2 separate regions of the Mus musculus genome follow, and region 2 is linked to region 1. A link is a contact called in ENCODE POLR2A ChIA-PET data. All regions are on one chromosome and are shown on one strand. Each heading gives the region's core, a stretch centred on a gene start or an enhancer-like site at or near the end of the contact. The rest is flanking DNA. Distances are from core to core; before and after follow the strand shown. Region 1 holds the start of Cspg4b (chondroitin sulfate proteoglycan 4B). Region 2 holds the start of Snx18 (sorting nexin 18).

The links. ChIA-PET counts read pairs that join two places held with the same protein, here RNA polymerase II (POLR2A).
Region 2: POLR2A ChIA-PET joins it to region 1 with 13 read pairs in embryonic stem cell. The contact joins the promoter of Snx18 here to the promoter of Cspg4b in region 1. POLR2A ChIA-PET finds 5 or more read pairs at or near these places in 3 of 5 experiments (Patski and embryonic stem cell).

What each region holds. Positions count from the first base shown.
Region 1 is chr13:113,289,111-113,296,153 of GRCm38, reverse strand. It overlaps Cspg4b (chondroitin sulfate proteoglycan 4B), which reads right to left and starts at 2,984. Exons shown (of 10, transcript NM_001378698.1): 1 at 2,820-2,984. The coding sequence starts at 2,898.
Region 2 is chr13:113,614,196-113,621,238 of GRCm38, reverse strand. Snx18 (sorting nexin 18) reads left to right here and starts at 2,675. Exons shown (of 2, transcript NM_130796.4): 1 at 2,675-4,437. The coding sequence starts at 2,844.

The DNA of each region.
Region 1 (7,043 bases), core at 1,735-4,234:
GTGTTTTAAAAATTCTTCCAAACAACTCAAGGGTGAAGACACATTTACAAACATTGTAAAGAGCTACAAGGCTAAGCAACAGGTCACACACCCTCCCCTTGCAGGTGCACGCACATGCGCTTGCGCGCGCACACACACACACACACACACACACACTTCTTGGACAAGGGCCCAGTCAGCCTTGTTAGAATGCAAAAGCAATAGTTGACAAGAAGATAGTCAAAATTAGAAATACTGAAAACAAAACAAAAATAAACCACTGGTGGTGATAATATGGCTCCCGTGCAACATATATCTTGTTACCTTTAAAAACCGGCCAAGAACAACAGTATGGCTTACACATAGAAACAGCTGAGCCCTGTACACTAAAAGGACCTTTACTAGACAGTATCTATTGCCAGACAAAGGTGGCTTCTGCTGTGGTGACCTCTCACCCTGAACTCTTCACAGACTAAGATCAGTGCTCACCTTGGACGATTCAATTGTTTAAGAACACACCCTGAATTATACAAGGCAACAAGGGGGAGGGGAACTAAACTCACATTACACATGCAGTAACTGAGGAAAATATTCTCAGGGCTGGAGGGACAGCTCAGCAGTTACAAGCATGAACTGACCTTCCAGAGGACCTGGGCTCAATTCCCAGCATCCACATGGTGGCTTTCAACTTATCTGTAACTCCAGTTGTAGGGGGCCTAATGCCCTCTTCTGGTCTCTTCCACCATCAGGCACACGTGGTAAAAAAGACATACATGCAGGCAAAACACACACAGCCACATCTGTGCATTACTGTAGATGACCTGTAGAGAGTTGAGCCTGACTGGGGTGGGGAGGGGATGAAGTAAAGACAGACAGACAGACTGACAGAAAGAAAGAAAGCTGGGGTCAGATTGCTGGAGCTCTCTTCTGCAGAAACCATGGCTCACAGAGGCTCAGCACATTTGTTATATAAAAAGAACGGAGAGACACCGTTATTGCTTACAGCTGAGCAAGAAGCCAGAGTTATCACATACAGATATAAAAGTAGGCGGGGTTTGTGGTATCCAGCTGGATCTAAGAAGACAGGTGTAGTTAACAGAATGTATAGGGGTGCAGTCTTCAGGCCAAAACTGGGTGGGGTGGGGTGTGGTTGACATCTTCTCTCATACTATCAACATCCACACATGGACCAGAGGAAGGCTTTGCCCTTTCCCTCTTAGCCTTGCCACAGGGATAGGGGAAGGCTTTGCCATTCCTGCATGGATCTGAGGCTCTGGGATCTTTGACATGAGGAAGCCCAGGGCTTCCTCTTCTCCCTATAGCCCATACACATAAAATCAAAGAATAACAATTAAACTATTCTCCCAGGCATCACAAAGTAGATTTCGAAAGATTTGGGCTTACAATATTTGTCCTGCTGTCCTGACAGCTTGAAGAACATACATGTTACAGCGCGTGCTGCGGGATTCTTAATTCAACAAAGAAGCCACACTCCTAACCTTAGGGAATATTGTGCCCTACTGTCTCCTACCCCACTAACTGCGGACATAATGGATAGGAAAGGCAGGAAATGGGTGTTTATTGACCATTCTTTGGCTGCTAAGCAGTTGTTTTAGTTAAGCCTCGTGGAAGATGTTATTATCGTAGTAAATTTACAGAGGCCCAGAGTAGTAACTGAGAACAGAATATAGCCCTTGGGTTTGAAGTTCTCCCTCACTGACTCTTAATCCGTAAACTTCTCTTTGCCCCCATACTATTACTGGCCCCCTGTCTGAAGCCATGTGGGTTTTTCTTCCAAAGTCCATTCACTGCCCTTTGGAGTCTCTCCTCTTAGACTCAACACCTGTTCCTTCAGTCAGTCACAGCAGCCAACAAGCCTCCTCCGACCCTTTGCCACACCCACCCTTGGAATCAGTCATGAAGGGGCAAGGCAGCCTGCAGATGAGGACCTAGGAAATATGAAGGAGGATAAAGAAGGAGTAGAGCTTTTCCGAGCAGCCTGAAGAAGTGGAAGGGTGAGGCATCTTCAAGAACCTAGAAGGCCCTTGGACTCCAAAGAGGCCAAATGACGTCATCACGCAATGATCATGCAAGCAGCGATGCTGTTCGGCCACTCTGAAAATGAATTTAAATCCTGAGAATTTCATCTAAATACTATGCACATGCAACACGTGTGATTTAGAATTTCTTTTCCCGTTTAAAAACAAAGTCACCTGGAAGTCATTTTTGAATTGATGTTGGGAAGGCCTAGGAAGTGGAGCTCATAAAAGTCCAAAGAACCACGTGTTTAGTAATCTGGAGGGAGGCAAAAAGCCAAGGGGGGGGGGGGGAATAAAACACTAAGTATTTGAGCTCAGAAAAGTTAAGGTTCCCTACGGTGCAGGGACAAGAAACCAGGGGTCAAAGACTAGCCCAGGTGAACAGAAGGTCCCCCACTCACTGCATTTCACGTGAGACCAAAGAGCTCCAGACCCAAACTGAAAAGATGCAGCCGGGCTGCCCGCAGGAGTCGGCCATTCTGCTGGTCGGGTGGCCGACCTTAAAACTCAGTACACCGGGAGGAGGTGGGGCACAGGCTGGGGCTGGGAGTTGGAAGGGGTCGGCCGCCAGCAAGCCTGTGAGCAGGGCCGCGTCGCGTCCTCCCCTCTGCCCAGCTTGGGGACAAGGGGCCTGATCGCGCCTGGGGGCCTGAGGGACCGAGGGCCGCGCGCCCTGCTCGCCCAGCCTCCGACTCGACCGGACCGGACCCGACCCACACTCCTACCGGCCGCCCACCCTCTCCGCGTAGCGCCGCTTGGCTCGGCCCGCCTCGGGCGGGGAAGGGAAGTTGGGGCGCGTACCTCCGAGCCCCCCGCGCGGCCCGCAGAGCCCCAGAAAGGCGGTGAGCAACAGGAGGCCGCAGGCCCCGGGCCGCCCCATCCCGCCGCGCCGTCTCCGGGGCCCGCGCCGAGCTCTACCTGCGCGGCCCGCGACCCGCCTGCGCGCCCCAAAGCCTGGAGAGAGGCGGCGCCCCGCGCGACACGACGGGGCGGGGCACTTCTGCGACCTGCAGCTGTTGCGCGGGATCAGAGCCAGCTAGATCGAAGGCTCCAAGGCAGTGCAGGCTACAAACAGGACAGGGAGTCGGTGGTCCCCTCCCCTGCTTGCAGATTTGAAGTTTAGTGTCCCTGGGTGGAACGGGGAGCTCCGGGCAGCAGGCTGAGGGGATAGAAGGGCAGGACCTAGGCTGGCCTTGAAACAACCTGTCCCTATGACCACAGCACATCCCAGGGGGACAGTGGGTTTTTCTCAGCCTTATCCTAAAGCGGGCCTTCTGTGTAATGTTTGTGAATGTGTGTTGGATGAGCAGAACACGGTAGGAAAGAAGTAGCCTGTCATTTCTTTGCAAATGTGAGCCTTACTTTTAGATTTTTTTTAAAGCTCAGTCCGAGTTAAACCTTTGAATTTCTGGAGCAACTGCCTGTCAGAATAAGGTCTAAGATTTTATGTGTCGATATCACGTCTTACCTTGGGAGCCATGATTACAAGTCACAGGGAGGAGACACCCCCACACAAGTAGAGTCCAAGGAGATGGTTGGACCAGACGATTCCAGGGCTCTCTAAAACCAGCTTCCCTGGGCTACATTTTGCGATGCTCGGGGTGGTCAAAATGGCAGCTCTCCAGCTACCAGGATAGTCAATGTTAGTCCTGCTTTGTTCTTAGCAAAACCAAGGATGACTTCATTTCCCACCCGTTCCATTCTTGGTTCTTTAATAAAGTGCTTTTTAAAGCAAAGAATCACATTTTGACCTTTTCTGCAGCCGAAAATCTGTGAGGCCTCTGTTCCACTTCTAAAAAGAATACGTTTCGTCCACCCAGCAGCCTTCCATGATCCTGGGAACCTCGCCCTCCTTTAGAGAAACTGTACTCTCTGCCTGCCTCACCATGTGTGGGAATTAGGAGTTGGCATCCACTTCTAAGAACCCCCTCTCTGTCACGTGATGGGCTGGGGTGGGTACTCGTGACTGGAGCAGGGCCAGGCAGTTTCCAATCTGAAGATTTCCACTGAATGCATCTAAGGAAGAGGGCCTGCAACTCTCCGGAGTGGGAGGCAGAGAAACTATGAATGGCTCTGACTTTTCTAATAAGCTAGCGCACAAAAAGAAGACAGGACCTAGAAAAAGGTTGTAGCTCCACCTGGGGTCTACTACCTCCATGAGCCAGCCCTGAAACCAACTGTTCCTTAATCATTTCACGGACGTTTTTGCATAAACCATTCACGTCCACTTTTAACCGAATCTCCCTGGAGTTAAGTTCCATACTTAACTTATTACCAAAAGCAACCTGTCAGTGTGAGCCCAAGCATGGTAATGTGCTGGTGTGTATATTGGTGGCCTGTTTGGTGGCCTGTCACAGTGACAAGTCATCTGACAAAAACAACTTATAGGAGAGTTGGCTGATTTGGCTCACAGCTTTGGTGGTTTCAGTCCCAGGTCAGCTGCTTTCTCCCCATTTTAGGCCTCAAGTGTAGCAGAAAATGATGGTGGAGAGGCAGGGTAGAGAGAGGTGTTTCCCTCATGGCGACCAGGGAGCAGAGAGCACAGCAGAGTCCAAAGATAAAAATATATCTTCAAAGACACTCCCACTGACCTACTTCCTTCCCCTGGGACCCCACATTCTAAGAGCCCATTGCTGTAAAATGATCAGTGGATTAACCTCTTATGATTCAATGCCAAGAGTGCAACCAGCTGAGAACACATGGGTCTTTTGTGGGCTGGAGTGGGGTGTAGTGGGAAATACTTTGTATCCAAACCTTGTCCGCAAGACATATTTGCAAGCCCGGAGACAAGCAACAGACTTCTAATTGGCTTCCTCTACAGGTAGAATTCTACCCCTAGCCTCTCTACACTCATCCACGTCCAGTTCTCTTGTGTCTTCTCTCCTCCAAAATGTGCGTGTACTTTGATCAAGCAAGGCATGGCAATCCACAGAATAAGCAGCCAAATGGGGCTAAGCCAAAAAGAATTACAATTTCTAGAGAAAACCTGCTACCTTTACTACTTTGTTTTCCCACCGTTTACAGCCCAGTGTAAATAAAGGACAACCCAGACCTTTGTTTCTTCCTTCTGAAGATCACACCAAATATCTGGAGCCCCAGGCTTTAGCTTTCTGTGGTGGTTTGAACGAAAATGGCTCATGGGGAGTGGCACTATTAGAAGGTGTGGCCTTGTTGAAGTGGGTGAGGTCTTGTTAGAGGAAGTGGGTCACCTAGGGTAGACTTTGAGGTTTCAGACCTTCATCCTAGGCCCAGCAGCCCATTCTTCCTTCTTGCTGCCTGAGGATCTGCATGTAGAACTCCCAGCCCCTCTCTAGCACCATGGCTGCCTGCACCAGCTATGCTTCCTGCCATGACAATAATGGACTGTAAACCCCTCCCCCGACCCCACCCCTGAAACATTTTCTTTTGTAAGAGTTGCCATGGTCATAGTGTCTCTTCGCAGCAATAGAACCCTAACCGAGATACTTTCTAAATGTTGCATTCAGAATGTAAATCGATGTTAGCCCGGGCTGATTCTGTCCTACCAAAGCACCGAAGTTACAATGTGTGATCAGGTCTAGTATAGCTGAAAGGGTTAATTTAGCTCAGGCTCTGTGGGTATGTAGAATCTGAGTCAGTCCAAAAGCACAAACAGCCTCCCAAAGAGGCCTTATCAATGTCTTCCAGAAGGGGTTCTATGCAATTGTCATCTCTAAGAACATGGCTTGGTATCTGGAAAGACCTCTTACAAATGTAAGCTGGGGTACTAATCTTACGAGGCCTATGTGTCTCCTTGTCTAGATTGAAGATCCTATAAGGCTTATGATACGATAGCCTCATAGACTCACGATTACATATTGAGCATTGTGTGTGGTTCATGGTAAGATTTCACCAGGTACTACTGTACCTGGGAGCCCAAGCAGGGCCATAGGGCTCCTCTGCCAGCCTCCAACATCCTCGGTTTTATCTTTAGAATAAAGGGCTATTTTATTTTCCTTCTATATGCTTAGTGTACAAACAACTGAAGTCTCATCCTGTTGTGTTGTTAGTAGACTGTAGCATCCTCTGACTACCCACAGTATTGCTGATTTCTTGAACTAAGTGGGGTGTGGGAGCTACAGCTCCGGTAGCAGATGTGTGGCAAATCACATACCACACCAGCTTGTTCCCTCGCCCTAAAAGATGAAAGGCATTGATTAAATAAACTCCCTCCAGGCTCAACATTTTATGATTCTAATTAGTTATCACTGGTATCGGGGCTGCTGCACCATTTAATAAAGCCCTTTTAATTAGGACATAGGGAAACATGAAATGCTTGAATTTCCTTACACGAGCCAAGGAAGTGATGGCTAATAAACTTGGAGCTTTTAATTTAGAGAAAATGGTTAAAGTGTCAAAGAGAGAAGAGAGGATTATCTCCCTGTAGATTGCCCCTTGTTCCTCTGTTTTAAAATGGCATCTAATTCATTGTTTGTATCCTTCCCAGAGGGAATGCAGCCTCTAGCCAATTGAGATGTCTCTAAAATAAGGAGAAATTAAAAATGTTCAGGGTTTCTTCTTTTTTTAATGAGAGACCATTGTTTATGATGACTTTGTCTTGCTTTAGCGTCTACTCAAGAAATCAACCCACATCAAGGTTGTTCTAATGTAGTAGTTCCAACTGGCGACTGTTTCAGGCTGGAATGAGCTCCTACCAGCTCTACAGAGAACATTTCAAGACAGCTGCTTTGAACAGAAAGAAGAAATGTTCCCCAAGTCGGAAGATATCAATGTTTTCTGCTCTCCCTTACCTGTAGAAAGAAAAACCCTTGACAGACTAGACCATCCTCACAGATAACTACAGCTGATAATGTGGAAGCTGAAGGCTATCTAAGGTAGAGGAGGGGCCTTGGAAAAGCAGAGGTCATTCTCTTACGCAGGAGGCTTAAGTTCATGCAACTCCCTTCTCCCCTCAGCCCAAAGGCTCTTGGGAGCTCTTCAAAAGATGGCAGCCAGAAGGAATAACAACACCCTGGGCAGCTCCCTGGCAGGGCTGTGATCCTAGGG
Region 2 (7,043 bases), core at 1,426-3,925, 330 kb before region 1:
AGAACTCATTCTGTAGACCAGGCTGGCCTTGAACTCAGGGATTCATCTGTCTCCACCTCCGAAGGACTGGGATTAAAGGCATGCGCCATTATGCCTGACTCCAAAATTCACTTAACAAGTTTTTACAAACTTAAGTAACTCAAACAACAGCTGGAAGTCAAACACTCTGAACACAGCCTAAAGATGATTTGACACATACATGTTGAGGAAGGGCGGCAAGAAACTATTCTCTCTCTCTCTTATTATTATGCTTCTATAAGAGCAGAGAACTTTATATTCACACTAAAAACATTGCTGCTCATAATACACAGTTGTCTTAAATCACAGCTGGGGACCCTTGGGCACTATTCAAGGGCATGTCTGATGGTCTGCATCCTGCAAGGTGAGCTTATTGTGTGTCTGAAACCAAGGCTGCAGTGACGTTGGGCTCGTGATATGGCTGAGCATTGGCCAGAATCACCTCAGACTCATTATGTATTTGATGCTGAATTAAATATTTGTTCGCTGCCTGTTCCGGGAAAATGTTACTGTCACGAGTCATGAGTTTCTCATTCAGCTATGTGGACTCTCTATGGGGTTGTAAGCCACAGTTTAAGCTGTGTTCTAGACAAATCTTTTATAAATGCATTGATATATTTACTTCCATAGGTGAACGATTGCAAGTTATTCATGCTAAAACACATTTTCTCCATATCCAAGACCATCTTAGGGTAGAGTATTTCCTACCATTCTGACCACAGGGCCAAGCACCGTGGCAGTTTTGGTCCCCTCCCTCCCAAAGCCTGATTCCTCAAGAACGCAAGTCTGTAACCTTTCTCTCCGAGGCTGAGCACTCACAGAGCCATGCACACTTAGAACATGCGCACTGGGGGTAGAGAGCATGCGCACTCGGGGTATCACTATTCCCCCCCACACACACACCCCCAACACGCGGAGACCCTTAGCAATCGCTTCTGCAGTTGCACAACCCTTTTGAACAGACTTTCACGTAAACTCATGGAATCATTATACCTGAGATAAGCCTGAAGTTACTGTAACTAACTCTCGAATTTAAAGTTTACTACTGACTAATCCGTTGTGTTTTATCTGGACCATCCGAGGTGAATATCTCATGGATCATACATAATTTAAGCTGTTCAGTTGGTGTTGACTTTATGTTTCCGACTATGGCAAGTTGAATCTCACTGATTGGTCTCCACGACAATCGTCACATTCGGAATTTTGAGCTGAAAGTGCTTGCTGCACTTCAGAAAGAGCTCAGGAGATTGAGTTAAGGCTGTGCAATAGGAGGCCCAGTGCGGGTGCCGAGTGTGGTGTACTTTCGTTAGTGGCTTTGAACAGGATGCTAAGTTAGCTGCCGTGCTTAGGAGAATGGAATCTTCTGGTCTGATTGCTGGATTGCCATAGAAGGGGTCAGAGGGCAGGCGGAAATTCATGACACGTGACTGTAGAACTCCAGTTAGAGGTATCCTCAAAGGATTAGGCTAGACTCAGTAAGCGGAGCGTGAGAAAATAAGCCTTGGGCAAATTACATATTGAAGGAAAAGATTTGAAACAAGGCAACCACGGGATATTGACATACGTCTATTAAACTCTCAGGAAGTGATTTTTGATCTACTTAACATAAATTTATTGAAAAGGAGAGGTTTTGTCAATGACCTAGGAGGAAGTGTAAAGTTGTAAGCCTGTTGCGTACCACACCTATGACAGCTCTAGTTATAACTAGTTCTAGGACCCTTCTTTCTCTCTTAGAAAAGAGGCCAGAGATCGCGTTTCCCCTCATAACAGCCGCAGCCAACAAGTGGACAGTGCTTACCGAGTATATTAGCATTTCACTTCAGTCACCTGTAAGATAAGAAAGCCATTATCACACAATCCACAAACTCTCAGAGATAAGGACAGCGCAAGTGACAGGCTCAAGGTCATACAGCCAGTCAGAGCCAGAACCGAGCCTGGCTCCTGCGCCCTGGGCCCTGAAGCCTGAGCTTTCATTCGCTGCACGTGTGCTAGCACCCAACTCTGCACGTTCACTGGAGACTTCTCAGCTCTCTTTCCCTGCACCACCCTTGCCTCTGGTCAAACAAGGATCTTCCCGAATTCCAGCTTTGTTCCAGGCTCCACTCCTTGTGTACAAGATCAGAGAGTACAGGAAGGAAGGGAACCGCACCTTTAGTGACAAGATGAGGATCTTGTGAGTTACTACACATTAACCCTGGCAAAGACGTACTTATCAGTGCAACAGCTAATCTTCTTTGTGAACGCCTTTATTACAAGCTTGGGTTAAGGTCATTTTAAGAGCATTTACTCTGAGAAGTAACAGCTGGCTATCGTAGATATAAATAATCTATTTAAAAACAACAACAACAAAAACCCCAAAAACAACAAAAAACAAAAAAAGAACAACAACAAAAAAAACCCTACCCCACATTTTCTAACGTACAAATCTAAACAATTTCAGATAATTCACTTCTGAAAGCCTCCCACCCACCACGTGGTCACTCAAGCGCGCGCCTTTTCCGTAGCCGCCACAAGGTGGCAGCGGCGGCCGCAGAGTCGGCGCAGGCACGGCTGCTCGGCCGTCGCTTGCTCTCGTCTGGCACGCGGCTCTCGGCAATGGATTAGCTCTGCTGGGGACGTGGGCGCTCCGGGCCCCGCCCCCGGCCGGCGGCGGCCCCGAGTTGCAGTCGCTGCTGCGAGCCGAGCCGAGCTGCACGGAGGGCGAGAGCGGAGCGGGGAGCGGACCGGTGCGCTGCCCTCCAGGCTTCCCTTCGGCGTTCGGGGGGGGGATCCTGACTGCAGGGGCCCTCGGACCGGCCCGAGCTCGGGGCGCCGGGCTCGGGACCATGGCGCTGCGCGCCCGGGCGCTCTACGACTTTAAGTCCGAGAACCCCGGTGAGATCTCCCTGCGGGAGCACGAGGTGCTGAGCCTGTGCAGCGAGCAGGACATCGAGGGCTGGCTCGAAGGGATCAACAGCCGCGGCGACCGCGGCCTCTTCCCGGCCTCCTACGTGCAGGTGATCCGTGCGCCGGAGCCTGGCCCTCCGGCCGACGGCGGCCCGGGAGCTCCGGCCCGCTACGCCAACGTGCCGCCCGGCGGCTTCGAGCCTCTGCCCGCCGCGCCACCCGCCGCCTTCCCGCCGCTGCTGCAGCCGCAGGCGTCACCCGGTTCCTTCCAGCCGCCGGGCGCCGGCTTTCCCTACGGCGGGGGCGCCCTGCAGCCGTCGCCCCAGCAGCTCTACGGTGGATACCAGGCCAGCCTGGGCAGCGACGATGACTGGGACGACGAGTGGGACGACAGCTCCACGGTGGCCGATGAGCCAGGCGCGCTGGGCAGCGGCGCGTACCCGGACCTCGACGGCTCGTCGTCGGCGGGCGGCGGTGCGGCCGGCCGCTACCGCCTGTCCACCCGCTCGGACCTGTCTCTGGGCTCCCGCGGCGTCTCGGCGCCCCCGGCGCACCAAGCGTCTGGAGCCAAGAGCTCGGCCACGGTGAGCCGCAACCTCAATCGCTTCTCCACCTTCGTCAAGTCGGGCGGGGAGGCCTTCGTGCTGGGAGAGGCGTCAGGCTTCGTGAAGGATGGGGACAAGCTGTGCGTGGTGCTGGGTCCCTACGGCCCCGAGTGGCAGGAGAACCCCTACCCCTTCCAGTGCACCATCGACGACCCCACCAAGCAGACCAAGTTCAAGGGCATGAAGAGCTACATCTCTTACAAGCTGGTGCCCACGCATACCCAGGTGCCCGTGCACAGGCGCTATAAGCACTTCGATTGGCTGTATGCGCGCCTGGCGGAGAAATTCCCAGTCATCTCGGTGCCCCATCTGCCTGAGAAGCAGGCCACCGGGCGCTTCGAAGAGGACTTCATCTCCAAACGCAGGAAGGGTCTGATCTGGTGGATGAACCACATGGCCAGCCACCCGGTGCTGGCGCAGTGCGACGTCTTCCAGCATTTCCTGACCTGCCCCAGCAGCACTGATGAGAAGGCCTGGAAACAGGGTAAGCGGAAGGCTGAGAAGGATGAGATGGTGGGCGCCAACTTCTTCCTCACTCTGAGCACCCCACCTGCCGCCGCCCTGGACCTGCAGGAGGTGGAGAGCAAGATAGATGGCTTCAAATGCTTCACCAAGAAGATGGACGACAGTGCGTTGCAGCTCAACCACACCGCCAACGAGTTTGCGCGCAAGCAGGTGACTGGCTTCAAGAAGGAGTATCAGAAGGTGGGCCAGTCCTTCCGGGGTCTCAGCCAAGCCTTTGAGCTGGATCAGCAGGCCTTCTCCGTGGGTCTGAATCAGGCCATTGCCTTCACTGGAGACGCCTACGACGCCATCGGCGAACTCTTCGCTGAGCAGCCCAGGCAGGACCTGGACCCAGTCATGGACCTGTTAGCACTGTATCAGGGGCACCTGGCCAACTTCCCAGACATCATCCATGTTCAGAAAGGTAAAGCTTGGCCTGTAGGGCCGGTGGCACGGGGTGTTTTTTTAAGGTAGAAAGTGGTGACTTGGATAGGCATACCACTGCCGGGTTTCAGGCTCCTGGTGGTTCTCCGTGTCTGGGGATCTTAGGGTTGTGGACTGTTGGGATTTTCCTTTCCGAGTGTTCAGTGGATTGTTAGAATGCTCCTTCTAGTCAGGGACTGCCTGCCACTCTTTAGAGGGCTAGATTTTCAGACCGTGTTGTCACTTCAGAATTTGAATAGGCAGAGGAATCAGCTGTTCTGATGTATAAGCTTGTGGGCTGGGCAGAATTGGCAGGGGCACCCAAGCCAGACTAGGCAGCCCTTTGAACACTGCAGGGCTGGCAGAGATGGGAGAGGCAGTAGGAAGAATGGATGCCTGGGAATAAAGGTAAGGCAGGCTTTCCCCTCCATTCCTGCTGTGGCAAGGGAGTTTGGCCAGCCCTGTTCACAGTGCTGGGGCAGCACAGGAACTTCCTGTGTCAGCTTGCAGGACGGCCTAAAGGCTCTCGACCTTCAGGAACTCAGCTCTCCTTTCTCTGGGTTTGGAGTTTATTAACCAGCTGACATTTGGACTGTTCTTTAGGAAAGTGATGTGGGAGACTAGCTGGGTGAAGTAGGAGTGTTGTGTCTGAGAGCACGAATTCGCTGTCCCAGCGACAGAGTGCTTTAGTAGTTTGGTGTGTCGCTGGCTTTTGTTAAAGCACTGACTTTGCAAATGATTTTTTTTTTTGTAAACATCAGCAGTCATGCCTGGCTGACCTGAAGTTACTCACTAGCTGGCCTTCTGATATAATGGCTCCATTGATTGAGAGAGAGAGAGATGGGAGGTGTTGCTATTAAGAACATGGCCTTGCTTCTGGAGGTCCGGTGTGGGGGAGGTGGCAGTCACCTACTGTAGCGTCCTGGGCTGGTGGAAGGCTGCTTGGATAACCAGATCTGGCCTTGGGTAGGGGGGTGACCTGCTCACTTGCCGGCCACGTGGAACAGAGCATTTGTGAACACATCTGGTCTTTGGCTTTGTCTTTCTTATATTCAGCCAAGTCCTTTCTCGATTGGCTCTCAGGACGCAAACAGAACAAATCTGTGTCAAGCCTTCAGCCGTTTGGAAATAGCGGTCGGTCTCTTTGCCATCTCCTTCCTCTCTGCACTTTCCTTCCCCTCCTCTGTGTGACAAGGCCTCGGACTCTTAAATAGGGTGGGGGGATGGGAGGAAGTTCAAAGGTCCTGAGTCCATTCTTGCTGCTTCGAAACACAGTGCTGCCGTTATCTGTGGAACTGGTCTCCTAGAGTAGAGCAACTTTTTTTTTTGACAATTTCTAAGGCTGAGTTAGCTCTCGGAGCAATACTATTGCTGCTGGCCTGGGTTTAACCCTCATCTGCAATCAGTATGTTTTTAAGTGGTTATGAATCCTTACCTTCTGGGCGACTGCTAGTGACACTGACACTTTGAGTCTTTAATGCAAGATGATACCATTTCGATTCCATTGTATTACTTCGGTCAGGTCACATGCTGGCTGCCTACTTAGGAATGTCCCTGAGTTTGTACAGAGCGCCGGCAGTCACCGAAGGAGCCCCAGCACAGGCACCCGTGGGGGCGGGCAGGTGTCTGTTTGCTCCACCTCTGTGTGGGCTCATTCGTGGGTTTTACTGTCAATCAGGCCTTTGGCATGTCCTGCTGTGGAAACTGTATATCAGAAAAGCTGTGTTTGTCCAAAGGGCTGCTTGAATGTGCGGTTGGTTCTTTTAGTCTAGTCAGCCATTGAACTTTTTTTTCCCTAAATCCTAAAACTTGGATTGTCTCCTGTTGCTTAGGCTCTGGAAATCCTTCCTTTCAAAACCAGGGCCGTTTCATGTGGTTTAAGCAGTTCTAGAGATTAAACATCTGTACGCATTGGCAGCGAATTTTGTTTCTGCTGTCGCCTTGGTGTGTAATGTCTAGATGACTCGCCTTAAGAACGGTGCCACCTAGTCCCGTGCATACGTCCCGTGTAAGCGTCTGCTTACAGGCCATATCTGCTAAGGAAGTACAGATGAGGTTAAAATCCTGCCCCAGCCTGGGTGAAGCTTTTTCAGCATGCTAGGGGACTTGGCGACTCCCCTCAACTGCATAGCTGCTGTTGTGTTGGAATGACTCTTTTCAACCTGAGCACTTAGGAGTTTGTTTACTGCTTGAGGGTTTATTTTTTCCATCCAAGGTCTCAAAGTGTAATCACATCAAAGACTTTTGAGATTAGCAACAGAAAAAAAAAAAAAAAAAAGACAAACAAGAAAAACTCACAGTGGCTCTCCAGTATTTCGCTGTAGGTGATCCAAAGTTCACATTTCTGTTTAGGAAGAAATCTTAGAGTTAAGAAATTCAAAACAGTTGTCTTACCCCTGGTGTGCTCATTGTTTAAGGAAAGGACAGTGCTTCGTTGTACGTACGCGGTAAATTAAAATTAAATCTGATGAAAACGTCAGTTTCTCACGCTAGTGGTCTTCAAGTAACAAGTGCTGAAATGGTTTGCGATGAGAAGGTCGGGCAGGAAACGCAGGCATTTCCATCATTGTTCAGAGTTCCATTGAACAGCCCTGCCCAGCAGGCTGT